Regions from separate parts of the Mus musculus genome. Here all the other regions are linked to region 3. The links are chromatin loops, found by intact Hi-C in ENCODE. Cell type or tissue: left cerebral cortex. All regions are shown on one strand.

Region 1 (4,000 bases), 98 kb before region 3:
TTCATATTGGCTCCAAGGAAAAGCATCCTCAGAAAGAGTGTGCCTTGGCTGTCCTTCAACTGTAAGATTATTGCATTTGGCTCTGGTTGTTCTGGACATTAGCTATCTGTGTAAAGTTTCTGAAATGCCTCAAACAAAAGGTTAAAGGTTACAGATTAGATTAATAGTGACATTCAAGCAAATCTGCTATTACAGTGTGTATCTGATATTTGATGATACTTGGCAAAAATTCAAGGACAAGGAGGGGGGAAGATGACTGCTTTCAGTATTTCCTACAGTTATATACATGCTTTAGAGTTTTCGGCAATAAACAATGACATTTCTAAGGCAATTTGGCTCAGAGAGCCCACCAAATATATGTGTTTAATTTTTAGCAGTTGAATCCTAATTTAATTGTCTATAATTGGATGAATTGTTAGTTATAATAGTATTTGTAATAGCAAAGAATGTCAAAGGAAATTCCTAGTATGTATTTTATATGTATTTCAAGGCTAGATCTTAACTGGTTTTTTTTAAATCTATTTTAAAGACTTTATAGACTTGTGTAACTTTTTAAGAACAGCTGCCTCAAGTTAAATAACAAATACTTCTCAAAGACTCTTTCAGGTTCAATGTTCCTTCCATGGACTGCAAAGTCTGGGGAAATGGACTTGGTTAAGAAGCCCAGAATCCCTGAAAGGATGCTTGAAATGGTATTTAATACCTGTGAAGAGAGGAACAACCATTGGTTTAAAGTTCCACTGTAAAGATTGGTAAATAATGCTGATTACAGGTCTCATTCAAACGGTAAACAATGAACATGGGCTGAAGGGAGAATAGTGCTCTGAATTGCTCTTGATCTCAGAGTTGTGCCTATTGATCAGCCTAGCAATAACTGAGCTAATCGTAGGTAAGAAATCCAAATGCTTTAGAAAGTCCTTAGCCGTGTGAGCGCAGGATACCCGTTCTTTGTTCTTGTGCAGTATTTTAGTGAGGAAAGTCTTCAAACAACCATGTATTTAAAATAAATTCTAGGGTTAACCCAAGTCAGATAAGACTCCCTTTCAACTCTTCTCGGTACCTCATAAAGAACCACTTGTGTGTTCCTTCTAAATCAGCAAACGAGCTCTGAACATTTACTCTAGGCCTGGCACACAAGAGAAACAAGCAGCACTCAGCCTTCTGTGAGGTAATTACTGACCTCGAGTTGGCTTTTTTTCTAATAAGCTCAAAAGTAATGACTCCTTGTAAAATAGTAAATTTGCACTTTAGATTAAATTTTTTTCAGGAACTTCTGGCAAAGTTTCAAGTATAAAGTCATAAAGAAGAAATACACTAAAAACAATGCAAAGTCGCTCCAAAAATCACAAGGAAAACTTAAAGCCAATTCTGAATTGCGAACATTTTCACTTTCCATTAACTTGCGTTGAGACCCAATGTACCCCATCACACGGGGAGCTTCCATCCTTTTAAATTCATTTGCAGGCTGTATTTCCTTAGAAGTTGATCACTCCTATCTTAATTTAAACAGCCGCATATAAGCATCTTACTAATGAAAATTTAAAAGTGGAAAACTCTTACAAATGTATTGGCCAAGAAACGAGTCAGTGCTAGAGTTTGCCAGGTGGGGGCAGCAGAGAGTGCTTGCTGTGACAGCTGAGGACCTCAAGACCAGGTGGTTGCCAGGAAACCTTCAGGGCACCTGAGAACTGAGGAAGCTCCATCTGTCAGGCAAAGTTAGCTGAATGGAAAGGCTGGCAGTAGGAAGCACAAGCCAGAAGAAAGAAGCAAAGGAGACAAGAAAAATGAATGCAAGGCAGAAAGAAGCCGCAAACCCTTACTGTAAATAGGTCACCGCAAAGAAAGGACTTAATTGCTCACACTTTGCAATTTTCAAGTGTAAAGCAAATATAGTGATGTTAGCACTTCACAGAATGATCATCACAAGGCTATGCCACGATGCATGTAAAGTGCTCAGTGCATTGCCCATCGGGGGTCGCAGAGAAGAGGGGACAAACACAAAAAAGGAGCTGTTATTGCTTCCTGCTGCACTTGCTGAGAGGCTGACAAACCGAAGCTGAAGGCCAGCATCAGAGAAGAAAGCCAACAGAAATCCATACCGGTCATAGACTCCCATTATGTGGAGACAGCAATGGGACAACGGGAGCTGCGATAGTGGTCAATCGCATGATGGCTCTCTATAGCTCAAAGTCTGTCTCCCAGGAAGATCCATCAACCTCTCGTCTGCCTGAAAGATAACCTGCCAGGAATCCCGTCACTTAACTGAGGTGGAAAGCAACTCTTGTGTTCTTTCAAAATAAGACCAGTTGTCTGGCGTCTTGACTTCAGAGCAAGAGTGGGAATCCCGGAAGGGGGTTGGGGGGGGGGGGAGTTTCCAGAGTGGCAGGGTAGGGCGCCCCCTTGAGGTTGTTATTTGCCAAAGCAGTTCTTTAGGGTTGTTTGGTTTGTTTGTTATTTGGTTGGTTGGTTGGTTGGTTGGTGTCAATGCTAATGACCCTTCTATTTGTAAAACTGCGGAGTACATATCTCCTGTTCTTGGAGAAGAAGGTAATGTTCTCATAGGTCTAAGCACAGGCTGCATTCTGCAAGGGGTTAAGTGCTCTCTGCCTCACAGTGGGAACTTGAGACTTAAACAGACTAAGCTCTTGAATTCAAAGAGGTGGTGTGTGGTGGGGATTGGGGGAGTGTAAACTGTTGTTTGCAAACTGAACACACACACTATACCACCGAAGAGTCTAGATATTGGGTTGAATTCTTTTTTGGGGGTGCAGGGATAGCAGCTTGTTCCCCGTTGGAGTCTTCCTGAGGTAGAAGACGAACCAACTTTAGAAGCTGGGAGATAAGAGGCTTGTTTGCATAAAGAAGACTCATGGAGTACATGAGACTGAGGCTTGCAAAGGCCTAGGAGTCTGTCGTAGAATCTGAGGGCCTCTGGACCTGCAGAGGCTATCAGGGGTTACACTGCAAACCTAGTTGTTGAGGCTCACCCACGAATCCTCCACTATCACTGTAACATCAAACATGCAACATGCTCTTAGTAGGGTTTTTATTAAGTATCGCAGTTACCCGTTTCTAATAAGTAGTGCAGTCACATAAATCTACAGAAATATTCAACCTCAAGCGTCACCCACTCATTTCACTCCTCCGCTGCTGATACCAGTAAGTGCTACCTCCTAATTCTGCTTCCAAACAGGCTCGCCCAGCTGCTCCAAACCACTTGACCCAGTGTGTGCAGTTTCAATCTGGGAGACAGTTGGATCTCCCTTCCAGTCTCGACCCGGATACTCACTCCTCACAGAGAAGCCTGAAAATCCTTCTTAAAATATCAATTAAGCCTATTGATTTCCCTGCCCGTATCTCAGTGATCTTAGGATGAAGACTGGAGTGCAGTTAGCCAGGCGTGGTGGCTCATAACACTAATTCCCAGGGGCAGGAAGATTACAAGCCTGGCCTATAATCTTCTCAAAGTCCTCTAAAGGAAAAGACTGACAGGGCTCCAGAACTCAGGTTGGATCCTTGGGACCCACACAATGGAAGGAATTCCCAACTTCACACCTATGCTGTGGTGCCCCTCTCAGCTCCAGTGAATAAATAAATATAATAAAAAGTCTCACTGAAATATTCAGCAGCACACACAGCCAAGACTGTACTTAGTGGGCTGTGGAGAACACAGTAAGAGCCTGGCCCCTGGAAAGAGCTATTCAGGAAACCCCGTGAGACAGCTGAGTGGCCACTCAAGCCATGAGCTTCTGTGTAGGAGAAAAAGAAGAACACAGTAAACTGGGCCTAGAACACACACCCATAATCCCATCCCTCTAGATGCTGAGACAGGGGGATAACAAGTTAAGAGCTAATCTGAGCTGTATAGCAAGATACTAAAATCATCAAGGAAGAGGGAGGAGGGGAGAATGCGACAGGCTTGAGGAAGGGGTTGTTCTACGGAAATCCAGTAGAAGAGTGGACTCCCTGTTCCTACTGGCAAGATGGCAGTGTCTGAGCC
Region 2 (4,000 bases), 82 kb after region 3:
TTACCGGTGGAAAGATGGTGGAAAAATGGCAGCAAAGACCAGGGGCAGATTTCCTCCGGGAGCAGCCAGGTGCTACATGGCTCTCTCTAAACTGATTGGACTCGAAGGCACTTACTGTGTGTGTGTGTGTGTGTGTGTGTGTGTGTGTGTGTGTGTGTGTGTTAATGACCTTGATCACAAGAGCATCTTAGCAGCCCAAAGTCCACAAAGCAGCCAGCCAAACGAAGACCACCCGCAAAGCCCAGCTGTTTTATGAGTGCATTAAAGAGTTCCTTATTTACTTCTGGCCTCTGGTAAAAAAACAAGCGCTCTCTCTCTCTCTCTCTCTCTCTCTCTCTCTCTCTCTCTCTCTCTCTCTCACACACACACACACACACACACACACACTCTCACAAACACACACACACACACACACACACACACACAAATCTTATGCTCTCATAGCAAGTACTGAGTAGTGAACAGAGTCGGTGGTGTGACAGGCCCCTCTAGGAAGACATGATTTGCACGGACATGCCAGTAGGTGACTAAGCCTTGCCCGAAGATCTGTGTTGACATTTGAAGACTTTATGGGCCCAGTCTGCTCAGAAAACAGCTTCAGGTCTCTCCCTACCCCTGAATGTTTTCTGTGAATGGAAAATTCATGCTGAAGCAAATGTCCACCAGGTTGGTACTGCCAACTCCGGAGGCTGCTGCTGCTGGTAGCTGTGGGTTCCGTCCTCATGTTGTTGAGCATCAGAGCAAAGGGCCATCAGCCCTGGAAGATTCAGGTGCTGGGCCCAAGCAGGCAAAGTGAGATCCTTTCTCGGTAGGTTCAGAGGCTTCTATAAAGAAAGCACCTGGAATTCTGTACCAGAAAGAGGCTTCCTGAGGGCTCCCAGGATCTGAAGAGGGCAGGGTGGAGAGCTGGGTGAGTCAGACTATAGAGTCTGTCTTGTGAATAATGGAAGCCAGAGACCATCAGGCCTGTGTGGTTGCATGAGCGGGCATGCCACTCACGGAGTTAGAGAACACTCAGGAGAAACACATTTGGAGTAGCTACATCCTGAGTTCACAGTTCTTGGACTTGCCTGTTGTTCTTTCTATTTCATAGTCTTTTTTTTTTTTTTGACTATTTCTTTTTTCTCATAACTCTCTTGAAATTTATTAGTTTTTTGGCTGTATAACTTTACTAAGATTCAATATTTCTGGTTTTTTTTTTTTTTTTGGTTTTTTTGAACTAAGATGCTGATTTCCTAAAGGAGTATGTAGATTAAGAGAGCATTTGGGCCCCTGGTGTATTTTGTCCCTGAATGTATATAGCCTGCCTTCTTGCCAGAGGATCAAGTGCCCTTCAGTGGGCATTCCGCATAGACCTTTGTGTTCCTGTCTGAGTTGCAGGCTTGCTGGCAATGAAACCTGGCATTGCAAAATCCTTCCTTAAGTCTTTGTTTAATGCCAGAGATCTCAAATGCTTGCAGATTCTGGAGAGGTGCCAGACAGGGCTCCTAGATTAGGAGCCGGGTGGAAGGACTCCCATAATCTATACACCTAATATAAACTGCCATTTCAAATGAATGAATCGTTTGGACTGCTGGAAGGAGGCCAAGGATGTTTGGAGTTCCCTTTTTTTAGCTTATACAACGTCTGCACTATTGGGCTTTTACACCCACCTTCTAATTACTGCATTATTATCTGCACCCTTCGAGGTCAGATAAGAACTCAGCCTGTCCTCTTTGGTTGACCCTTAGCACAGGGTCCTGGCTCATCTGTCTTGTATCAAAGGTCTTCATGGAGAAGGTGGGCTTTCATGCACCCTACAGAACGATAAATCTGTTTGAATGCCTGAAGCATTACGCAGCACACCACTAGACGGACAGAGACAGAGAGGTCTGCAGCATCATGCCTCAACTGCTGATGGCCCAGCTCAACACAAACGTGAATAATTTTGCTACCAAACGCAAGATTGTCCCCAGCTATGAGCAGTCTGATGAAGTTCACGCTGCTCTTTGCTTTGCCAGTCTGGAGTCATCTCCTAGTAGGTGTGTCCAGATGGTGAGCTGAGTCTTGCCCAGAACAAGAAAAATCTTTTAAAAGACTTGGCTGCTGTGGACTCCTGGGGACTCCCAGTTTGTGCCTCTGGCTCTGCAGAAGAACCTCAATCTTCTACCACCCTGGAGGTTTCCTCCCTGGAAGAGGGGGGAAGCAGCCATCCTTTGCGGTCAGAATTCTCCAGGTTGTTCCTAGCCAGCTCCAGCTGTGAGCATTTTCACACGGCCCTGGTTCTGGTGATACAAAGAGCAGAGAGCAAGCTGAGCCAGCCATAACACTGAGTAAGTCTGGGAGGTGCCTCTTAGAACAAACAATGTGGGTGAGCTGTGCAGAGAGGGAATACCTCTGGCATGACATTTAAATTACTGAATTATTTAAATGAATGTCAATTAGGCAGAGTAGGCTTGCTGCCTTCTGCCAGGGCACTTCCTGGTTATTCACACAGGCAGGTGTAAGACTTTATTCCCTTCAGATATCACACTTCCTGTTGCACCGTGGAGAGGCAGCACACAACACAATTATCTACTTCTTGACGTCTGCGTTATCGATATCAGGGTCTGAGAGGTTCAGAACCCACACATTCTTATGGGTAGCCCTTGAAGGTATCCCCTAGCCCAACACCCAGCCCAAATAAAATCTTACAGGTCCACACACGTTATAGTGAATGTTAGGTTAGACCAGACTGAAAAAGTGAGTCATGGGTACTTTGAGGCTTGCTGTACCTCTGTGAGTTGTGGATATTAAAATCTAAGCATGTCCCACCGTCTGCCTCCCGTTCAGCCTTTGCTGAGTTAGCAATCCTAATTCAGAAAACCCCTTTGGCACCTCTTCACACTAACCCAGGTTGCCAGATGAAATTGCCATTGTGTGTGTGTGTGTGTGTGTGTGTGTGTGTGTGTGTGTGTGTGGTGTCTGGGAGGGGATGTCCTTTTTGTTTGTTTGTTTTTGTTTGTTTGTTTGTTTGTTTTTTCAAGACAGGGTTTCTCTGTATAGCCCTGGTTGTCGTGGAACTCACTTTGTAGACCAGGCTGGCCTCGAACTCAGAAATCCACCTGCCTCTGCCTCCCAAATGCTGAAATTAAAGGCGTGTGTCACCACAGCACGGTAGGGGATGCCATTCTTAAATTATGAATTGAAAGTCTTCATTTATATTTGTGTGTTTGTATAAAATAAATACATAAAGGATTTGCTAATTCATTTTATGGGGATGTACCAGTTAAGGAAAAGAAATGCTGGGAGAACAGCGTGAGAGAGCCAGAATCACTGGAGGTTTTGTACTCAGTGCTAACTGGGGTTTGGCTCCTGGTTCCATATCAAAGATGGAGTTAGTGGTTATATCCCACGAATAGCCATTTTCCCTTGGCCACTTTTCTTTGTCTTGAGTGTTGAGAGCAAGGGTATGTAAACCATGGGTTTTGACATTTGATTGAGAAGAGTCACCAACAGAAAAGCAGTCCAGTCCCTAACTCTTATTTCTGTCTGTATAAATGTAAGAAGTATGTAGGAGGTTGTAGGAGACTTAGGGAGACTCTGCAGGAGTAAATGCTGATTAGGGTTAAAGCTGCTTCACACCTCTGTACACTGCACAAGTGGGTTTAGTGAGTTGAATTTCACTACATGTTAAAGTTACTTGAGGCTTCTTGCTTCAGGTGAAATTCTTTAGGTTATAGCCCAGACATCTGTCACACACTCTCTATTTTATCCTGTCAAAAACAAGAGACCTTGAGAAAGCAGTGTTTTTTCCTATGTCTATGGATATAGAGTTTAATTTAGGCTGCAACTTTGAAACTAGCTCTCACTAAGAACTTATAATTAGACTACAAAGTGTGCCTTGGACCATACAGTTATTTATGTGTATTGCTTTACTTCTTTGTTTATTGTGATGCTGTGGATGAGTGGTTCTCACTCAGTGGGCCATGACCCCTTCACAAGGGTTGTACAAGGCCATTGAAAAACATAGATATTTACC
Region 3 (4,000 bases):
TTCCACAGAGTCCCTTGGAACACTGAGTAGTCACAGGGGGTTGTTAGCTCTTGCAGTGAGTCAGCCACAGTAAGAGAACATCTATGGCAGTAGCAGCCCAAAGCAGGTCAAGCTTCCTCAATCCACCTAGCTACCTTTTAGGAAGTCTTTATTAAACATACACACATACACCACTGTTAGGCATGCTGATACAGGATGAACACAGCCGAGCCTGGTGCCTGCCCTCATGGAAGGGACTGTAAACATTTGGAAGATTAAAAGCACACAGCAGCACGAAGAGGTAGCTGCAATATAGCTGCACAGCCACTCTGGCTCCCATTTCCCTCTCTTAGGTTCAAAGTGTGCCCAAGGTCAAACCAGTGAGCCTCAAGGGCTGACAGTTGAAGCAAGTGTTACCGAGGGCTCTGTTGTATTGTTTCAGCCAGCAGGGATTACAGATTGGTGATCTTGCCTTGATCTGACCTGAACTTTCCTCGCCTGATCGCCACCAAACATAACTACAAGGACCCTCTAATGAACGATCCAAACACAAAAGAACCAAAAACCTTCTCTGCCTTTTTGCTTACACAACACCTGAAGGCTCTTTTCTAGCTGTTCCTTGTACACACACGCCTGTAAAGCTAGCTTGTTTGCAGCTTTTGCAAAGGCCCGATCTTCCACTTCCTTTGCAACCTTCTGCAGTGTTGCAGCCAGCGACCCAATAAATGCCCTCTACATGAAAGGACCTGTAGGGATAAAAAATACTTTATGTTTTCCCCATTTATTGGTGTCATGATTTTACTCTTGCTTTGTGATAGGACTGTGCATTATAAGCTTCTAGAGGGCAGAGAAAATGGCTTGCTGCTTCCAAACACTAAGCGGGCACCATGCAAAATTTGATCCTTGCATGCCTTTTTTGATGCTCCAGATAATATTAGCACACTGGGGTGTTTTTGTGTTTCTAAGGACCAAAGTTGTCAGCCTCTCTGCGGCGGAGAATGTTCCTTCCTTCCTACTGTAAGCTCCCGTGGCGCCTAGGACAGGGCGGGATTTTTGCAGAAGCCCCCCCCCCCCCCACCCCCCAGACTTGCTTATTTTTATTACCAAGGAAGCCGACTGCGAAAATGGCAAACGCTTGCATAACCCTAGACCCTGCGAGGAAATGAGCATAGTGGAAGGGGATCAGAAGACAAGGCAACGATGGCCTGGCTGAGGCGGAGCATTGAGTATCCACCCCTGTGCCTGACACGCAGGGCTGGAGATGAGTGCAGGAGCCCCCGCAGTTCCCGGCTCGGCTGCCTGCTGTCCGCCCGCCCCGCGCCCCGGGAGCTGTCCAGACGGCCCCGCCCGCGCCTACCTGGCCGCTCCCCGTGCCGCGCGCCTCCCCCGCGTCCCGCCAGCCCGGCTCGCAGCAGCCCACAGCCCGGGCGGCCCGAAGGGTCGGGGGTCGGGGGCGGCGGGCGAGCATGGCTAGGCGGGCGGAATCCCTGGGGCCGGGCGCCTGCAGGGGGCGCGAGGAGCGCCCCGCCCCGCCGCCGGCCCTCTCCCTCCCGGCTCCCTGGATCCGCGCCGGGAGGAAATGATGTGTTGCTGCCTGGTTAATCACAGCTCCAGACACTCATTGGCCGAGCGCTCCGCAGCCACTTCCTCCTCCTCCTCCTCCCGCTCCTCCCGCTCCAGCTCCCGGTCGCCGCCGCCGCCGCCGCCGCCCCCAAGCGCTGGGGGAACTTTGCCGCCGCCGGCTCCCCGCCGCCCCCAGCCGAGCCCCGCGCCGCCGCAAGTTTCCTCCGCCCTCCTCCCCGCCCTCCGCCTCCCGCCCCGCGACAGCCGTCTCCCCGGCTCCAGCCCGGTGCCTGCCGCCAGCCTGCGCCCCGGCCCCGTGGCCGCCAGCCTCCCGCCCCGCGCCGCGCCGTGCCGCGCCGCGCTGCACTCCGCCGCCGCCGCCCGGGCCACCCGCCCGCGGCCCGCGGAGTTCCGGGCTCCACGCCGGCTGCAGCGCCCCGCCCCGCCCCGCGCCCTCCCGCGCCGCCTTGCAGCTCCCGGTCGCCTCGAGCTCTCCGCCTCCCCGGGTTCAGCACCCGACCGCCGCTGGACCAGAGGTGAGAGCAGGTCGCCGGCCACGCCGCCGGAGCTGGGGACCGAGGGAGGAGGGAGCTTAGCTGGAGGCGAGACCGGGATCGGAGGTGGAGGGTGGGCGTCTCGGTGCCTCCCCCTCGCTTTCATTCTTTCTCCGGCAAGCTGCGTGCCCTCTCGACGTGGGGGGAAGCCGCGGCGGAACGAAACCGACTTGCTTAGGGCCTTGGCTGCCGGTGGGATCCGGGGTGGACAGAGGCTTGGAGTAGGGGGTTCGGGTGTGCGTTGGATGAACTCCTGCAGGGTGTGCGCCTCGGACTTATAAATCGATCTGGCCTCACGGCCCCGGGCTCACCTTCTAAGCTGAGCTTGGCAGACTAAAGAGATTGGCCAGTCACCCCCACCCACAAAATATCCATCTCTTCCAAGAGGAATTTTCTGCTGGAGAGACAGCCAATAAACTCTGTTCAACTCCCTCCCTCCCTCTGTCCTTCCTAGCTGCAGTTTCAAAAAGCTTCAAAGCCAGGAATGTGGGATTCATCTTCCGATCCCCAGAAGGCAGATGTGGTTACAGATGTTGCATAGTACTTTGCCAAGTTTAAAACCCTTCCTTCGACACTAACCAAAACAGTGAGGCTAGAACCTTGGGCGCGCTGGGGAGAATTGTGGGCCTGTGGGTTCACTACGTGCATGGACTTCTGTCTGGTTCAGAGACTGGCTTGGCTCTGTCCAGTTTGTGCCAGTTACGTCTCCCACCCTTCCCTACCTCCCTCTTCCCCTGGAGATCTGAACGTACCTTGCACGGCAGAGGAGCTATGGAGGAAGGTACTTGGGCAAGAAAACACCCATTTTTGTTGCAGAAGAAAAGTGTGTTGGTTAAAAAGTTGCCATTAATTTGGTGTTTGGAGAGAGACGGACGGTAATGCATTGGATTTGCTCTCTTTATTGGCTTTTCTTCTTTGCGGTTTGTGCGATTGGTGTGAGATGATGGGAAACGTCTCTGGTCCCATACATGTTTAATGCGATTGCATATATATATATATACATACACATATATATGTTTTTTGTTTGCATAGATATATAATTTCTGAAAAAAATCCCTCAAATAGAAACATAACGCAGTGATTTTAAAGGATCCAGTTCTTGAGAGGCAGACTGCTCTGACAGCCCAAGGGAAGGCGGTGGCAAAAAATAGACACCACCTCCCTTTTCCCCAAAAAATTCTTCCTGGAAAGGTGGTGTTAAGAAACTTCAGAGATGGGCTCATCCAAGTGGCAGGCCTTAAATGGAAACACTATAGTATGTCCTGGCACTAGTCTCTGGAGGTGGGTTGCTGGCCGGGGGCCCAGGCTCGGGCAGGCGGCAGACACTAGACTTGTGCTGACCTCAGACAGTGCCTTGCCATGCAGCTCTACAGTTGGCACACTGCTTAAGTATGAATCCCAGGCCTCACCCATGCCACTCTCGGGGACAGTGCAGTCACAAGGTTATTTTAAGTCTGCATAGGATCTGGATTACCGTTCTAAGCTCAGCTCCCTCCCTTTGTGATTTGGTTACTTTTGTTTTCTGTCCTGGGGTTGACAAATGGATGGAAGTGTTCTGAAGCTGAGCAGCGTGTGCCTTGGGTGGCTGTCACTTTGTAATGGGACGCAGCATCTCTGCTGCCACTGTACATGGGAGTCCTCAAAGGTGATGAGTGATGTTGAGATAGACCTTGGCTTTAGCCGGCAAAGAGCAAGGGCCAGCGTGGGCACGGGCTGGACTCATGGTCTCTCTTCAACTGTGTGGCTGAGGTCTGCTCCAAGCAGAGAGTGGTTTTAGAGCGAACTTGATTGAGATAATAGTCTTACAACTTCTGCATGTTGGACTAGAGTGATCACTTGAATCTGAATAAATTTCTTGTAATTGCTAAGTAATTACAGAGAATATTAAGGATGCAGAGTTAAGA
Region 4 (4,000 bases), 57 kb after region 3:
CATGGGTGACAGCTCACAGAGCTCAGAATCTGGAGCATACTGTACAGCCTAAAGGAACCTCTACAGGTTGGAGAGTGTCCTTTCCAAGTGACTTTAGTCTAAACCTCTTCTAGGCAGCTCAGCTGGCGTTTGTTTTCCAGCCAGCTGGTCTGGTCTCAGAGTCTTCTTTGCAGCTCCACTTGTCTGGAGTCTTTTTTTGTAGTCCAGCTTCCTTCCGCCTGAGGGGCACTCTCAGCTTTTATTGCTTATTCTGTCAGAGGGCGTCTAGTGAGTCTGGTCAGTTTCAGGGACTTCCTGAAGCTCTGTTGAGTTCTTTACTTTCCTACTTAAGGGGCTTACCTGTGTACTGGAATGTTTCAGTCCTAGAGGAAACTGTTACACAACAAACATATCTAGCTTAGTTAATTGTGATAAAGTGAGACTTTTGTGACCTCCACACAGGTCAAGCACATTGGTAGTATACAGGGCCCGATAATTGTTTCTTTGTCATTTTCTATGGCTTTAACATGGAGGGACCTGCACATAGCAGTATGGTTTAGTATGGCCCCTCCTTCTCCTGCCTGGCAAGGCTCTCAAACTTCAGATTTTCTTTCCCTATTTACCTGTAAATGGACTTAGCTATTGAACTCTCTCTCTCTCTCTTTTTTTTCCTAGATAGACTTTGTTTACTCTCTTCTTGCTTTGATTCTCTTTCAGTGGGAAATGAGCATCTTAATACTGCAACCTGGGCAGCAGCGATGCTCTCTGTGATTGGATGGCCACTGCTTTAAAGCTATTTTTTGTGGGCAGGACCTAGACTCATGAATAAAATATTCTTTGCAAATATTTTCAGTTTAAATTTACCTTCAGAGGTTTTGGCTTAAGTGTTGGTGTTACACCTGTATCTTTTTTATTTCACACAAAGGACTGTGGTCCATAGAGACACTGAGGAGCAACAGTAGTGGCCACAGTTACTTAATTGTTCAGTACTAGGCACACATCATTGCCAGAATGTTGCAATGCTAACACCGCCCCAGTACTCACCATTCTAAAAGAACCAATAGCCTACTTTCCTAGTCTTCCTCATTTCTTCAGGCACAGATTGTTCATAGTTGACAATTTACCTACTTGGATTAAAGACTTGATTTGATTTTAGATGATACTGGAACAATATCAACTTTGTTAGGTGAGATGTTGGGCTTAACTACCAGGGAGCTAGTGGAAGAGATGATATAGATGCTTGGGATTCTCATTAGAATACCCCAGGGGGAAATGGAAGAGCAGAGGAGGTCAGTTTATATATCTTTGGAGATGGAGAGTAGGCTGCTGCTTGTTTTGTTTTTAAATTGTATTGTTTATTTGTGGGGGTTGGGGGTAGAGAGGTATCCACTGTTTTTCATAAGACAGAATAAATTGTTTCTACTCTACAGGCTTTCTATCTTTATGAGCTTGGGACATCATCTATTTAAAAAAACAAAAAAACGCCAAAAAACAAAAAACCCAAAACTCCTCATTGAATACCGTGCACTTAATTTTATTTTGAGCATTGCCCCTGTTAGGTCCATGAGTGGTTTGGGCTGGGTGGATAGTCATTGGGTTATAACTGTTTTCTGGTTTCTTTCCATGGAGCATGCATTGAGAAGTCTGGCTCCACCCCCATCCCCCCACTTCCCAGCGTCTCCTTGGTTTCTGTTGTGGTTACTTGAATGCTAACTGGTTCAACTTGTGCTCTGACCCTGGGACAAGGCTCCTTTGCTTTCTCATGATCGTATTTATACTTTTGACGGATATATTTAAATGAACAGCTGTGGCGTTTGTTGAGTCACACCACAATTATCTGATTCCGTTGTAGCTGCTTGACTGGCAAAAGCGTATTTCAAGCTAAATTGTGAGAACATTCCATTAATCACACTCTCCTGGGGAAGGTGGGTGGAGAAAGACCACCATGAAAAGTCCTTTTAAAGATTAATTAGTGATTCCATTATTTCGAGTTGGTTGATCGAGTTGCAACTGAGTTGTGTCACTTACAGAAACTGTACAGAGGTGTAAATAACTACAAAAGGCTTAGTGATAATCAGCTCTGTAGGCAAACTTCTCTGAAATAACTCTTTTGCAGGCAGCTCCTCAGCACTGCGATCTCTATGAGGAGATGGCTCCTAGAGGATTTCCTTTCCTGTAGATTTCGATGCTCTCCACTCCGTGCTAAGTTCATTGGCTAAGTGTTTTGTTTTAAGCTTCCTGAACTGATTACATCGAACACAGAAGATGTTATGTCTTTCCTTTCTCTCGTCTCCAATGTACTAATTGCAACTGTAGCCTCTGATTGAGTCTTTGGCTTCCCGGAGCCAGCTCCGTTTTTATCTTGACACCTCCTCAAGGTTCTTTCTGAGGTTATTAATAGGCACAGAAGCATAACTTTCTGAATAGCGTCAATAACTGTTAGAAGACATGGGGGCGGCGGGGGGGTGAGGGAGAGATGATATGTCAATTTCTGACTTGGAGGAGCCATGTTTTCAAGCTACCGAAGTTGTCCCAGAGTCACCAGGGATGGCTCTCGGCATATCAGCTGGTGTCTGCAATGAGAGATCCAAGCAGGCCTTTCCAAATGGGCTATTGTCCGGCAGGAACTGTCTGGTGCACCCAGAGTCTGCCAGCGCCTTTCTGTCTGGCCGCGTCTCTTGGATGGTACTCTGGAAAGCTGGGAACCCAAGTTAGAAGTGATCTCTTTTAATTTATCTCAAATACCCAGTTGCTTCTACATTAAATCGAGGTTGCAGAAGCCTCTCCCACCCCCTAAGTCGCTTCCGTGCAATATCAAACTTACACCTTGACTTTCTTTCCCTACCTAAACCAAATACAGTGTAGACTCACGTTTAAAACTAAGGTTTTAGTTCATCTTGAGTGCCTGGTCACTGCAAAGGGATGTCATCAAGCAGGCTTGCAGTCAACTGGCGCACTGATGTCTGTTTAGGGGATCCAGGGAAAAATAGTAAGTACATGGCCAAGTTTGCCCCAAATTAAATGCTTTGAGGCAGATATAGCTGGGACATGTAACACAGAGGGCTGAGCAGCAAGGTTCAACACAGGCGTGGGGTTGGAGTGTGAAGGACTCAGGTGTGAGAGGAAGGTGGAGCAGAAAGAATCCAAAAGGTGTTTTTTTTTTCTCACTTCCATAGCTATATAGTGTAGTGAGAGGGAGGGTGTGGGAGGGGGGGCAGCAAAGGATAGACTCAAAAGGGATGGAAGAGAGAGGGGGAAGAGGAGGAAGGGGGGATGGAGAGAGGGAGAGAGACTGACTTTGAATTGTGCCCGCTCCCCAACCTAATATCCATTTCACTACCAATTATTGACAGTTGATCCTACTAACCTTACAATTTCTCTAGACTCATGGATTATCCCTCTACTCTAAGCGCTGAGAAAGCCGAGCCAGGAGGACCACAAGTTCAAGGACAGCCTTAGATACATAATGAGTACTAGGGTAGCTTGGGTTATTAGATCTTGTCTCACAAGAAAGACCAAGCAAGGAAGCAAGCCATAGAATGAGGGCAGCCGTGTTGGGCAGTCGGTGTGTAGAATACCATTTGTTTTTGGAGACAAAGGCTGCATCTAACTGAGGACTAGGGGTAGAAAAGAGATCTTAAATGGACCCAGAGGATAAGGAAGTCCTTCTTACCCTTAGAGGAAAGAAGAAATATACTTTTCAGACTAAGGGGAGAGGTGGTAGGACCTTGGAAAGCATCAAGGACATCCTGGAACAGGTAGGAGGTGATGGTCTCCCACTAGCTGAAACAAAGCTGGAGAACTGTGGCTGTTTAACACTGTAGGAAGGAAAAGAGGATGGGAAACAGTCTCCACGGTAAAAGAAACCAGGTTTTGAGGGACTAGGGGGATGGCTCGGTGCTTAGGCCTAAAATTCAGGTATCACAGAGTAAGCAGGAAGCGGTTCCTATCTCTGATCCTAGTCCCGAGGTCTTGCTGGCCATCCAGCTAAACCTTTGAGCTTCCGGTTCAAAGAACTTGT
Region 5 (4,000 bases), 76 kb before region 3:
TGACGGAAAAAGCCTGCGCCAGCTTGGTCTGGAAGAAACCATTGATGTGGTTACTTTGGCATCACTGTCTTTCAGAGGGATTGTGTTTTCTTTTACTGATGGCAACCCACAAGAAGTTCTAGAAAGTGGTTATAAATTCGAACCATGAAGTTTAGTCTTGGTTGTCAACTCAGCTGCATCTGGAATTAACCAAAAACATAGGCTGCTGGGCATTGCTGTGAGGGATTCTCATGGTCCTAGTATTTGACGAGGGAAGATCCATCAAAAACGTGGGTGCCACCTTCTGGTGGCAGCCCAGATTCAAGACCTAGAAGAAGGAAACTTTCCTTTCTGTCTGCTTGCCCTCACCCTCACTAGCACATCCATATATCCTGTTGCTGTGACAGGCCTCCACCAAGATTAGAACCAACTTCTTTTGGGATTCCGATAAAGACCAGCAGCTCACCAGGAATCCTCTATGGTTCAGGTCCAGGCTGAGCCTGATGAGAGGAACAGCTTCATGGAATAAGCAACTATCAGGTTCTTGCCCTCTCCAGTGCAAGGCAGCCACTGTTAGACTACACAGACTGCATCTGCAAGACAACACAATAACTCCCTTTACTATACATTCACTCTATCAGCTCTGTTCCTTTGGAGAAGTCTGACCAATGTAGTCATCATGGGTGCAGAAAAAACACGTAGTCTCTATAGAACCTAGTGACAGAGAATATTTTGCCCACTTTTCTAAAACTTTAGAAAATCAACTTGAGGTTCAGAAAGGCCAGTGAATTCTTCAAGATCATGTCAGGTTTAACAGTTAGTTCAGAGGTACAAGTTTGAGCCCAAATTTTTCTTGGCACTTTTTAAAAAAGGGTTTAATTTCAAATTTTTCTGGAACTGTGATATATAGAGAGAATCCAGAAGCATGACCCCCAACTTGCTTGCTTAGGTTCAGAGACTTGTGTCTGGTTCCAGGCTGCCCCACCCCCGCTCCCCCCAGACACACACACACACACACACACACACACACACACACAGCACACTCCAGGATGGTTGCTGTGTCCAGAGGACATCCTACCTTCAGCCTGTCCCGCCCCACATACACACCAGTGGCACTTCTTCACTGCAGTTAAAAGTAGGCAGTGACCGTTAAGGGAATGACAGACACGTCTAATTCAGCTTCAAATGCCTCTTCGAAAAGCATACTTGTGATAAATGGTCCCATCCCAGACATCAGCACGGGACCTTTGTTTTAGAAAAACGTGTTTTAAAAAGAAGTGAACAAACTGAGCAGCCAGTACAGTTAGAGAAGTGGGGCCAGATTTGAAGGCACAAATGGACAGGGAAGTGGGGTTGACTGCACACCAGAAGTCAAATCAGAACCAATCCAAGCCAGAGCTCTGAGCTCCCCTCAGCTCTGAATGGCTGCTCAGGACTTGGATTCCCAGGGAGGAGGAGGTAGAGTGGCAGGAGGTGTTTACAGTAAGGGATGAGCACACTCAGAGAAGGTGTATCAAAGAGCTTGTGGTTCTTCCTTTATCTCCACCTTACACGTCTGCAATGATCCCTCTTTCATATCTCCATCTCTCCACTTGTGGAATTACCTCAGAGGGAACACAATGAACTGCCATGAAAAATTTGTCACAACTGGATTGCAAGGCCACCTCAGTCATCAACAGGTTCCAACAAGGCACAATACAGATGTTTCAGTTAGGCTTCAGGGTTCTGTTAAGAATCTCTTACTTGTGTCAGCCATTACAATTTTTCACTGGAGGATAGATAGAATTAAATACACAGCTAAAGTATTACATGGAAAGAAACACCTCATATTTATCTAAAGGAAAACATGTCAGCTATTCTTAACTCTTAGTATAACAGCAGGCCTCCTCTCCGGGATAGCTAGAGTTCACAGTCAGTTGAAGGCAAGAACGGACAGCTAAGCGCTTCCATCTACCTCGTAGGTGTCTTGCCAGGCTCCTCTGGGCCTGCGCAACTTCTCCCTGGTGCTCATGGAAAGCACCAGTGAACAGATGCATTCCAGTTTGTGACAGGAGAACAGCCTGCAGATTCCGCCTACTCCCTCCAGTCCATCTGGGAGGTGGGTGAGACCCAGAGCCCACAGAGAGGGGGCTCTCCTGGGAATCCCTTGGGGTACCATGGCTATTGGTGCTCTATTTTCAGTAGATGGCACTGTGTCTATGGAGATAAGCCTGGTGGGGGGGGGGGGGGGGGGTTGAGGGGAGCCGAAATGGGAAATCTGATTGTTTCTAGAGAAAGCCCATTCTGTGTGAGAACGCATGGTATTTTTTTCCCCCTCGGCTACATGATAACGCGAATTCTATTCAGCATTCACGTTAGCATCCCCTTTGAAGCGTGAGGAACTCTGTGATTTATTATGCTGGCTCCGACTCGGGGCTGTGGTGGTGCCCAGGGCCAGCCTATGAGGAATGGAGTTGGGATAAGAATAAATCATCCTGAATGTTCATACACTTTATCACAAGCACATACATCAGCATCTGTACTCCATCTGTGCCCTGGATCCCCACCTGGAGCAGTGGCGTTTCCTCTCAATGTCGGGCAGGCTCTGCACCCAGTAGTCCAGACTCTAGTCACGTGGCAGACAGAGCATCCCTTGCATAGTACTGGTCCTCCATTCTGTACAGCAGGCGCTGTCAGCTGCCTGCCATTGTTTTGCCTTACCGTACTGATCCTTCTTTTTCTGAGTATTTGCAGAAAAATAAACTCCGGTTACCAGGAGTTTAGACCGAGGTAACTTTATAATTGGGATGAGAAAGTTCAGTCTTGCTACTCAGGAAATGACTTGTAAGCCCAGACTAGAGATTTGAGTAGGTGTGAACCAAGCACAATGCTGCAGAACACATATTCTTTTCTGCATAATCTTACCATGAAGATTATGTTCCCTCTTTACAGATGAGGAAATAAAACAGAAGAAATCTACCTAATACTATCTTATCCGTCCGCTAGGCATATGATAGTTTTCTGTTTTGCTGTTGGGTTGGTTGGGTTGGGTTGGTTTCTTTGATACAGGGTTTCTCTATGCAGTCCTGGAGCTTACTATGTAAACCAGTTGGCCTGGAGCTCCAAGAGATGTGCCTGTCCCTGTCTACGGAGTGCTGGGATTTAAATGCATTCACCACTACCTATGGGTTCGTGTGATGGTATTCAAACTGAGAATGCTGCCACAGATGTCTGCAAAAGGGACACCCATAGGCACTTGCTCAGAAGGTTCCCATTTCTGTCCCTAGACAGCACTTTCTGGATATGCCACTATAACAGTCATCCTGTGACAACTACAGAGGAGCCAGATGAGAAGAGCAAGAGAAAAATCTGAGGAAGACATGGCAGGATGATGGGAGGGGTGTCTTCATTAGTTAACCTTTGAACCTCAGGTATGTGTTCTAAACTCTCTGGAATATGCCTTCTATTTTCTGTAGCCAAATATTGCCCAAATAATCCAACTAACATATTTCCTAGCTATGGGTGACTAGAAGAAAGATGAGACCCTTCGCAAGAAGCAACCATCCATAGGGTGAATGTCATTAAGATCCATCACCACCACTACCACCATCCCATGGCTCCTATATGAGGTCACATTATGAAGCCAGATCCTTCCTGGTTGATGCCCACCCCCCCCCATTGCCTCAGAAACCACAGTGCAACATTTCTCTTCTGTTTCTTCAATGTTTTCTGTGTGTGCTAGCACCAGTTAAACACTAAGTTTTTCCTACCAAAAAGCTAACAAAGCATCCTTTGTTAACTGCGATCTACTTTGGCTTCAATGTTATTCCATTGTTTGTGTAGCAGGGTTGTGGGAGGTCCTTGGGTCAACAGAAGGGGATTTGTAAGATAGAAAGTGGAAAAGCTGGAGGAGTTAGATATCTTAATTGACTCAACATAGTAAACTATCCGTTCAGTGACAATGTATACAAGACAATCTTCTACTCAGCTTCAGGACAGATAGGCAAATAGACAGACTGATACATGCATATATATATATATA
Region 6 (4,000 bases), 370 kb after region 3:
ACATTGACTCCTATCAATACAAATCTTATATCAGATCATCCACAAGCTCCTATAGGCATACCCTCTTCTGCTAATCTCAGCTATGTTGCTGAGCCACTAAAAGCAAGTGTCGTTCCTCTTTCTGACATAATGAAGGAGTGTAATAGGGTCTGGAGCAACCAGAGCTGGGCCTTCTAGAGCCTCTGCAGGTGGAAATACCTGCAACGGGTTGATGAAGCTTGGTGCTACCTGGTACATTTAGGATGGATTAAGACATTCTGCCAAGAGGATGAAGGCTTCTTCACGGCATCCAAGAAGTGTTGAAAGCACTCTGGATGATGTGTTGATATACCAGCCAGTGGTCAGAGAGACTGGTCAATTATCACCTTCCTGCACAAAGTTCCTGGGTGCAAAAGATGGGTTCTCACAGTTGTCAAAATGCCACATATTACTCCGGTCCCAATACTTTAGCTTATTTTAGGAAAGGGTGACTATTAGGGGATGATTATAATAATAAAAACTCAATAATAATGGGAGGATTCTTAACAGAATGTAGTAGCGCTTCATCCCTAGATGCACTCTTGGGGAGAGCTGCATGCCCTGATTTTTCTCACAAACATATTTTAGGTCAATGGTTTTCAACTTGTATTTAATTCTCTTTCTTGTTGTCATTGTGATTTTTGATGACTAGAGGGCTTGTTTTTTGCATTACTTTCTCATTAAAGGAAGTTTCCAGTACCCAAAGTATACAGAAATAATACAGTTGAAAGTAAATTTGCTTCTATCTTCCCTCAGAGATGGATGGGGATGTCCTAGGAAGATGAAAATCCTCTCCAACTGCCTAGTCCTCCCAGACAACCCCCATATCCAAAAGTGTGTACAGTACTAACAAGGAACTTCTAGTTTGTTGTTTGACATCTGTGTTGTCTTGTATCTACCTAGAATAGAATAAATGCTCAGAACCTTGTGGTGCTCAAGGCCTGGCACAAAAATGTTTCCCTAGTGATCTATATCACAAACAAGGGGAAGAACCACTCATGTTCTCACACTTGAGTTACATTTGGTAAGAGGGGAATTTGAGTTAGTGGTGATCTCATGTCATATCCAAGGGATTATGAAGGGGCATCAGACAAGAAGCCAGTGGGGAGCTGCTATGAGTGTCTAAGGGCAGAGGGCAAGTTACAATAGGGAGAGTGGTAGGACCGAGGCAGGACATGTGCCAAGAATAACTCAGGTTTAACAAAGGCAGCATACACACAGAACCCTAAATCAGTTCTCTACATACCTTCTGTAGTAAGACAGAAACTGGCTACTTTGGAAGTTTCTTAAAAGATAATATTCCCAAACAGAATGCGTGCGTGCTCTAAAGCAAACTTCTCCTTACATCTCCAAGTCCATGACCTACAACTTCTGTTTTCAAGTTGATAACAGATTTACTCAGATTCTTACAAGAAATTGAGGACCTTCCCAAGACCAGGAAAATGTTCTTTCCTCTGATAGAGAGTTGCAGTGTTCTGACTAGAGGCTGTAGCCAGCTGGCCCTTGGTGGGAGCATCCTGCCCTCTGCTGGATGTGGCTAGCAAAATGAGTCTGCATTGCCATATAAAGAATTAATTAAATCAGGAAGCGTTTAGGTTTATCTGAGAATAAATATTTGCTTGCATGCTGACGAGGTTTTAATTAACCAGGCAATGCATTACTTCCGTGATGTCTTCCTTCTCAGAGGATTGCCGGGTATCTGAGAAGAACATCTCTGTGGATCAGATGCATCCCTTGCATGATAAACTCTCTATGGCATCACTTCTAAAGAAATGTACACAATCAAAACTGAATCCATAATAGGCTTTAAAGTGTTTTGATGTGATAGGAAAAATTGCTGGAGAGCCTGGGCTAAATAACTAATTCTCCAAGGCGCTAAAGCTCTCTCAGGTTCAGTCTGCCTGGAATAAGAGGTGGATTTGCTGTGGGGCCTCAAGAAGCACCTTTGTGTTTTCCCCTGCTGAGTGCAAGACAGACATTGGCTACTTTCCAAGTTTCCTTCTTTTCTTTTCTTTTCTTTTCTTTTCTTTTCTTTTCTTTTCTTTTCTTTCTTTTCTTTTCTTTTCTTTTCTTTTGTTTTCTCTTCTCTTCTCTTCTTTTTTTGTTTCTTCATTTCTTTCTTCCTTTCTTTCTTCCTTCCTTCCTTTCTTTCTTTCTTTCTTTCTTTCTTTCTTTCTTTCTTTCTTTCTTTCTTTGGTTTTTCGAGACAGGGTTTCTCTGTATAGCCCTGGCTGTCCTGGAACTCACTTTGTAGACCAGGCTGGCCTCATACTCAGAAATACGCCTGCCTCTGCCTCCCAAGTGCTGGGATTAAAGGCATGTGCCACCACTGCCCAGCTCTTTCCAAGTTTCTTAAAGATAATATTCCCAAACAGAATGTGTGCATGCTGTAAAGCAAACTTCTCCTTACATCTCCAAGTTCATGACCTACAACTTCTGTTTTCAAGCTGTGGAGTTTAAGCAATCCCAGAATGCATTGTTCACACAGGGTAGTAAGTGCTCCTTGTTAGCAACATTGTGGAATTAGTGATACCCTGAAATTCAGTTTGGGTAAAACAGGGACTCTGATAGTAATATAAGCCTAGGGAATAAGACAACTCTCCTAAACAAGTATAAAGAAAGCAAGATGCCCTAAAAATAACTGTTCGGTAAAGGCTGAAGAGATAGAAAACTTTACTATCCATTGTTAATCGTGGCATGTTCTGTTCAATGTGTAGGCATGTCTATACTTCTCACTTTTATTAAAAATTGATGAGATCAATTCCAAGAATAACGTTTTTACAGCAGCCAGTCTCTTCCAAAGATGTCCTTTCCCCCTTCCTCCTAGATTGCTCTTGAGCTTTCTTTTTTTTCCTTTAAAACCAGAGAGAAGTGGTTTCAGCTGACACTCTCGGAGCTTTGGGGCCCATGGCTATTCCTCACCTTCCAATCCAGCTCCACAGCTTCAGTGTGTCAGTGGCGTTTCTGTAATGGGAGCAGACAGCATATCATCCAACTCCCGAGCTATTGGCCACCTTAGGGGAGATGAGCGACTGACAGTGACCATGGCATGAATATAGCCATTCTTTAATAACAGCAATGGATCGGCTTGTAACTTAATTTGTTTAATTGATTTTGTTGTCTTCATTAGCAGCTCTCTCTAATGAAAGCTCTCTTAAACTCCCATCTAGATGTCCAACTGAGGAGTCAAGCCAAATATAATCGATCACCTTGTCAGCCTCAGCAAGTGCTATATTGATGTGTTCAACAAAGTGTTAACAGTAGGTTGCTGAAGATACGAAGAAATGATATGATCTCAACACACAGAATATTGGGCACTCAGGTATCTGTCTAAATAAATGAAAACACAATAGGCATATTCAGCGAGTTGGGAAGGAAATAAGCAGAACATCTTTTCTGATGTTTTTCTTCTGCATTTTGTTTCCACTATTTCTGCATATATATTTATTTATTCATCATACAAGTTTGTGAGATGCAGTGTAGGAGTTTAGTGTATCTTTACAATGTTTAACGATCTGATTGGAATGACTCACGTGCTCATCGACTCCTGTTTTTTGTTTTGTTTTTTGGGGGTGGGGTACCATTCGGAATCCTTTCCATTAGCTATTTTGAATAAAGCAATTGGATATCATCAACTGGTTGCTCTACTGTGGTATCAAATATTCCAAGTTTCTCTGCCTGTCCAACTGAACCCCTCAACCCTTTACCCACTGACTCTGTCCCAGGCTTCTTCCAGGTTCCAGGTTCTAGCATCCACCATATTTTTGTATTTTTTAATTTTTTCTTGCTTTTTCTTTGTTTCTTCTTTCAGATCAGTTCAAACTTTTGTATATAAGAAAAATACACTTACCATCTATCTCTGGCTTATTTCCCCTAACACAATGTCCCCCAATTTCACCAGTGTTTTTGCAAATGACAGAGCTTTGTTCTAGTTATTATCAAATAGCATTCCATGGTGTGTACACACTGCACTTTGTCCATT
Region 7 (4,000 bases), 540 kb after region 3:
TAAGGTGAAAAGATGATTGATAGATTGGCAAAAGTCTGCACTATATGATTTTCTTGGTCACTTCTCTAAAAGAGACACAATGTCACTCTGTCACAGCACAGCCGTCAGTTTAAACCTGTGATTCAGTCACAGTGGCAATGGACATTAGCTAGTCATTAACTCTTTGCTGGAATGCTAAATGGAAGTGAGCAAAAGTTGGAGTAGACAGTAAGGATTTGGGAAGGGAGGGTTTGAATTGATCTCAATGCATATTTTAATAGTCCATGTCCACACCTTCCATTTCAAGCCAAGACTTAGAGGCTGTGTTCCTTGGCTGACCCCTCCAAATTATCTGATCACTTAGGTACTGGATCATAGATAAATTGAGTCCTTCAGAGAACAGCAGATTCCAGCTCATTCCCTGGCAGACTCTTTCTAATGACTCAGTCAAGCTACGACTCATTACAGGAAAGTCACGAAAGCTAAAACAGAGCCAAACATGAGGGCCCTTTCTGGCAGACTGGAGTTTTTAATGGATTTACAGGGTCAAATATGGAGGGAGCTTTCTCTCGGTTGCCATTTAATGCAGACAAGGTTGATTCCTTTGACGCGCTGGGCAGCACTAACAAGATGGTAGGTTAATGATGCAATTTAGGTTTTTCAATTTACCGGAGGTATAGAGGAGGAATTATATGTATTCCATGAAAGGCGGAGAAGCTTGGGAGATAGTGAGCATATCTGTGTCCTTTCTGGGGTGCTGCAGTAATAGAGGCCATGTTGGCTGCAACATCATTAGATTTTTATAGTGGGGTGTCTAGTGGGTTGGTTTGCACTTGCAAATGCATAGCTTAGCTTGAAGGGTAAGTAGGGAGTTGTTTGTGAGGTCAGAAATGCAGAGAGAAGGCCGAGAGAAGGACTACTGCAATGTTGGTAAGTAGGAAGACTGTTCCCACAGAAACATATGGGAATGGGTGTGGGCATGTGGGGTGTGTGAGGTGATGAGCAAGTCAGAGCTGGGACTGAGCTGTTTCCACACAAAGACCACCGTCTGCCAGTGGGTTTTAGGAAAAAAGCTTGATCTACTAGCACAGGGAGAAAATATGGAAGCTAGATTCTCTCTAGGAATCTGAAACCTCACATTGACCTTTGGCTTTGAAATAAAAATGTGATCTACCTGCTAGGGCTAGGAACCCTCACCAACCTTCAAGGAATATAAACAAACATTGGCAGTTTTAATGGTTGACATTTCTATAGTGTCTGACACAGGGGAACACAAAGTGTTTCTAGGAGGACAGATCTCCATTAAAAACAAAATCTTCAAAATGTTCCATTCACAGTTTGAAATGACAAATACACGCACATTCACCATCAGTAGGTCTGAGCAGGGGGCAGCGTGAAGGATCAAGCAATGGCACTCCAAGTTCAGGGAGCACAAGGCATAGAACAATTCTGCAGTTCAAAGAAGAAAATTAAAACCCTAATTGTTCTAAGTTTCATGTCCTCATGGCTCATTCAGAAATCCTATCATAAATAAGTTTGGAAAACTCTGGCTCCATCACAGCTAAGCAAGTTGCCCATCCTAGGACTTCTCAGATTCTTCCAGAACACAAGGTTCCAGCTCAGGGAACTGTTTCCTTTCCCAGATCTACTTGACTCCTGACCGCACAGCTAGCATTACCCAGGTTATGCTTTGGAGAGGCTTAGATTATATAGTTTTGTTGTTGCTATTGTTTTGCTTTGATTTCAAACTGTTCCTTCCTGCAGGCCTTGGAAGACACTGGAGGCTGAGGGAAAAATATCTCCTCCCTGATCCTTCAATGCAAACTATTTCAAGTTAAAAAAAAATAATAATAAAGCACTGAGTAGATTTTATACTTTCTGTGTTGAATGGTTTCATTTTCCCAATGTCAAAGGTGGAGATTTCTGACACTTATTTATGTAATTGTTGAACTTTAGGATTAGGCTGTTTGCTTACAACTTACTGTAATAAAAAAACAGTGATGATGAGCTGTTTATTGATTTAAAATATTATTGACTTTATGAAAAATTACAAAAAAAATAACATTGATTGGGCATAAAATTCAAGGTGTACAGGCTGAACGTTTGGAAAAACGTGGGTCAAGAAACAAACAGATTTTAATTTTTTTGCAACTTTTTTGTGATTGGTATTCGGTATTCATTGGAAAAAAAAAAACCTCAAAATTTTAAAATGGTAATAACACGATTGTTAGAAGAAAGTAAATGGTATCTCTTCATTAATATTTGTGTGCTTGAGGCAGAAAAGAGAACAGAAATACAAAAAAAAAGAAGAGCCTGGTGATATCTGGCGAAATGTATACACAGCATTTTCATACATGAGGGCGCAGGCATCCGCAGGCATCTGATTTTTTTGTTGAGGAGGAGAGCTTTTCAAAGACCAGTGGCAACTTACAAAGGAATCCAAAGATAGTTTGATTGCACCCTCTTGTGGCTAACGTTAAGTAATGCAGATTAAGTTAAGTTCAGATTCTCTGGAGAAATTTATTGAGCCTTTTCGTGGCCATGCTTGTTTGGAGGATGGAATGTAAAGATGCAAGTGACGTGTTTGATGTGGCTAAGGCCAATCAGTCCTTCCTACATAGTTATCGAAAGTAGCTGATGTCTACTTTGACCTTCCCCAAATCCTGCTGTACAACACTTTGTTATAAATAAGCCAGGTTACATGTATTTATTGGTTAAATTATATAAAATCAGAACAAATATTCAGAATGCTCTCCTGTTTTTACTACTCCCTCTGGATTTCTATAGTAGGGACAACAGCATCATTTTTTTTTTATCAAGTCTTTGTTATTAGGAGATTGACAGGCTGGGAGAGGGGCTGGTTTATACCTTTATTTCCTAGGAAGAGCCCTCTGCCAGTGTTCTACTGACAGGCAAGTTAGAGATCTTCCTGAACATGGAGGTGGGGCAATGAGTGAAAACATAAAAAAGTAAACTAAGAGACTAATCCACAAACATAAACATGAGCTCAAGTGGAGGACTGGCTTGTCACATGCCATCACAGGAAACTGCACTCGTGGGTGGACTCCAGGCTTTCTTTGCCCCAGGGTCTCAGCTTCTCCGAGTTTCCCTTTGCACTGTGCCCCATTCAAATTCTTTACCTCAGTTCACCCTTTGTGAAACTTCCTTTAGTGCCTTGACTATTTTTATTATTTTCAACCTCTCTACAAAAGTTTTTTAGAACCCAATTAAAGCCTGTATTTCCCCTGTACTTGAAGCTTGTATTCAACCCCGTTGAAGAAGGAAGGAAATATGGAAAGAAAATTACCCACAAGACTCTACATGAACTGACTCTCACTTCTCTACCTAGGTTTCACCATTTATCCCCTGACAGTCACATCCACCTCGCCATATCTTGATTGCCACAACCTGTCCTGAGTTGTGTAGGAGTTGTATCTCCACACCTTGCTTTCTCGGAGCTGGTTGGACATTTTGTCACAGACCTGGCTTCTAATCTTCTGACAGGATTTCTTGACAGCATGCATTTATAAGGCATCAGCATCTCTGGCCCATTCCTTCATAAGAGTCATTGAATTCTGTGTCCATACTTTGTTTTCTTATTATTCTTGTTCTCTATTCAGTGTCAAATTCCAAAGGATATGAAGCCTACATCCTGACATACTTCCTGGTCTCTTATGTGCAGTATAGGTATGTGATATTTAGTTATCAGTCATCATGACATATGATAGATTTCTTCAGATATACCTCTAACAACTCTCATCTATCTGTACTCTCTTTTAGTGTCATCTGTGCCTTCTGCTTAGAGTCATTCTTTTCTAAGCATGCTTAAAGGAGTTTCTGTTGTTTTAGCAAACGGCCTTGTTAACTTACCACACCACTAGCTCTCACAACGGGCGCCTTCAAGTCAGGAAAGACATTGTCCAAGTACCACTTGAAACTTTTGCATTTCAGCTTCTTCCGCAACTCCCTTTGCTGGGTAAGGTTGCCCACATCCAGCCCTTGGTCTATGAGGTGATCCCCA

The links. Hi-C counts contacts between places; a loop is a spot of excess contacts. Peaks named below come from ENCODE experiments on the same cell type or tissue, not always from the same donor. Only the 100,000 strongest peaks of a DNase experiment are listed, where the experiment ranks them.
Region 1: it touches region 3 in a loop (2.9-fold over the local background); 16 of 42 quality-filtered maps call a loop at or near these places.
Region 2: it touches region 3 in a loop (4-fold over the local background); 20 of 42 quality-filtered maps call a loop at or near these places.
Region 4: a loop joins it to region 3, with 1.8 times the contacts of the local background. A loop is called at or near these places in 6 of 42 quality-filtered maps.
Region 5: a loop joins it to region 3, with 7 times the contacts of the local background. A loop is called at or near these places in 4 of 42 quality-filtered maps.
Region 6: it touches region 3 in a loop (3.0-fold over the local background); 4 of 42 quality-filtered maps call a loop at or near these places.
Region 7: it touches region 3 in a loop (2.7-fold over the local background); 2 of 42 quality-filtered maps call a loop at or near these places.

The regions. Positions count from the first base shown.
Region 1 is chr2:58,663,266-58,667,265 of GRCm38, reverse strand. It overlaps a transcript of Upp2 not described here. Among named protein-coding and RNA genes, the nearest start is that of Upp2, 90 kb to the left of the region's middle. In left cerebral cortex, CTCF peaks have their summits at 1,610 (motif pointing right) and 2,421 (motif pointing left); a DNase peak (open chromatin) is centred at 1,625.
Region 2 is chr2:58,482,816-58,486,815 of GRCm38, reverse strand. The region is part of intron 4 of Acvr1 (activin A receptor, type 1); the gene reads left to right. Among named protein-coding and RNA genes, the nearest start is that of Acvr1, 82 kb to the left of the region's middle. RefSeq lists an enhancer at 1-1,281. In left cerebral cortex, no CTCF peak of the experiment used is centred here; DNase peaks (open chromatin) are centred at 1,504 and 2,114.
Region 3 is chr2:58,564,865-58,568,864 of GRCm38, reverse strand. It overlaps Acvr1 (activin A receptor, type 1), which reads left to right and starts at 2,037. Exons shown (of 12, transcript NM_007394.3): 1 at 2,037-2,078. It also overlaps a transcript of Upp2 not described here. In left cerebral cortex, a CTCF peak has its summit at 1,512 (motif pointing right); DNase peaks (open chromatin) are centred at 1,596, 2,076, 2,377, 3,338 and 3 more places; H3K4me3 peaks cover 3,970 bases; H3K27ac peaks cover 3,446 bases.
Region 4 is chr2:58,508,050-58,512,049 of GRCm38, reverse strand. The region is part of intron 3 of Acvr1 (activin A receptor, type 1); the gene reads left to right. Among named protein-coding and RNA genes, the nearest start is that of Acvr1, 57 kb to the left of the region's middle. In left cerebral cortex, no CTCF peak of the experiment used is centred here; a DNase peak (open chromatin) is centred at 1,734.
Region 5 is chr2:58,640,425-58,644,424 of GRCm38, reverse strand. It overlaps a transcript of Upp2 not described here. Among named protein-coding and RNA genes, the nearest start is that of Acvr1, 76 kb to the right of the region's middle. In left cerebral cortex, CTCF peaks have their summits at 290 (motif pointing left) and 2,127 (motif pointing right); DNase peaks (open chromatin) are centred at 2,029 and 2,469; H3K4me3 peaks cover 394 bases; H3K27ac peaks cover 1,204 bases.
Region 6 is chr2:58,197,170-58,201,169 of GRCm38, reverse strand. No RefSeq gene overlaps it. Among named protein-coding and RNA genes, the nearest start is that of Gm13546, 35 kb to the right of the region's middle. In left cerebral cortex, a CTCF peak has its summit at 1,555 (motif pointing left); a DNase peak (open chromatin) is centred at 1,537.
Region 7 is chr2:58,028,010-58,032,009 of GRCm38, reverse strand. Galnt5 (polypeptide N-acetylgalactosaminyltransferase 5) reads right to left here. Exons shown (of 10, transcript NM_172855.3): 7 at 3,850-4,000. Among named protein-coding and RNA genes, the nearest start is that of Gm33594, 22 kb to the right of the region's middle. In left cerebral cortex, a CTCF peak has its summit at 2,451 (motif pointing left); DNase peaks (open chromatin) are centred at 475, 897 and 2,444.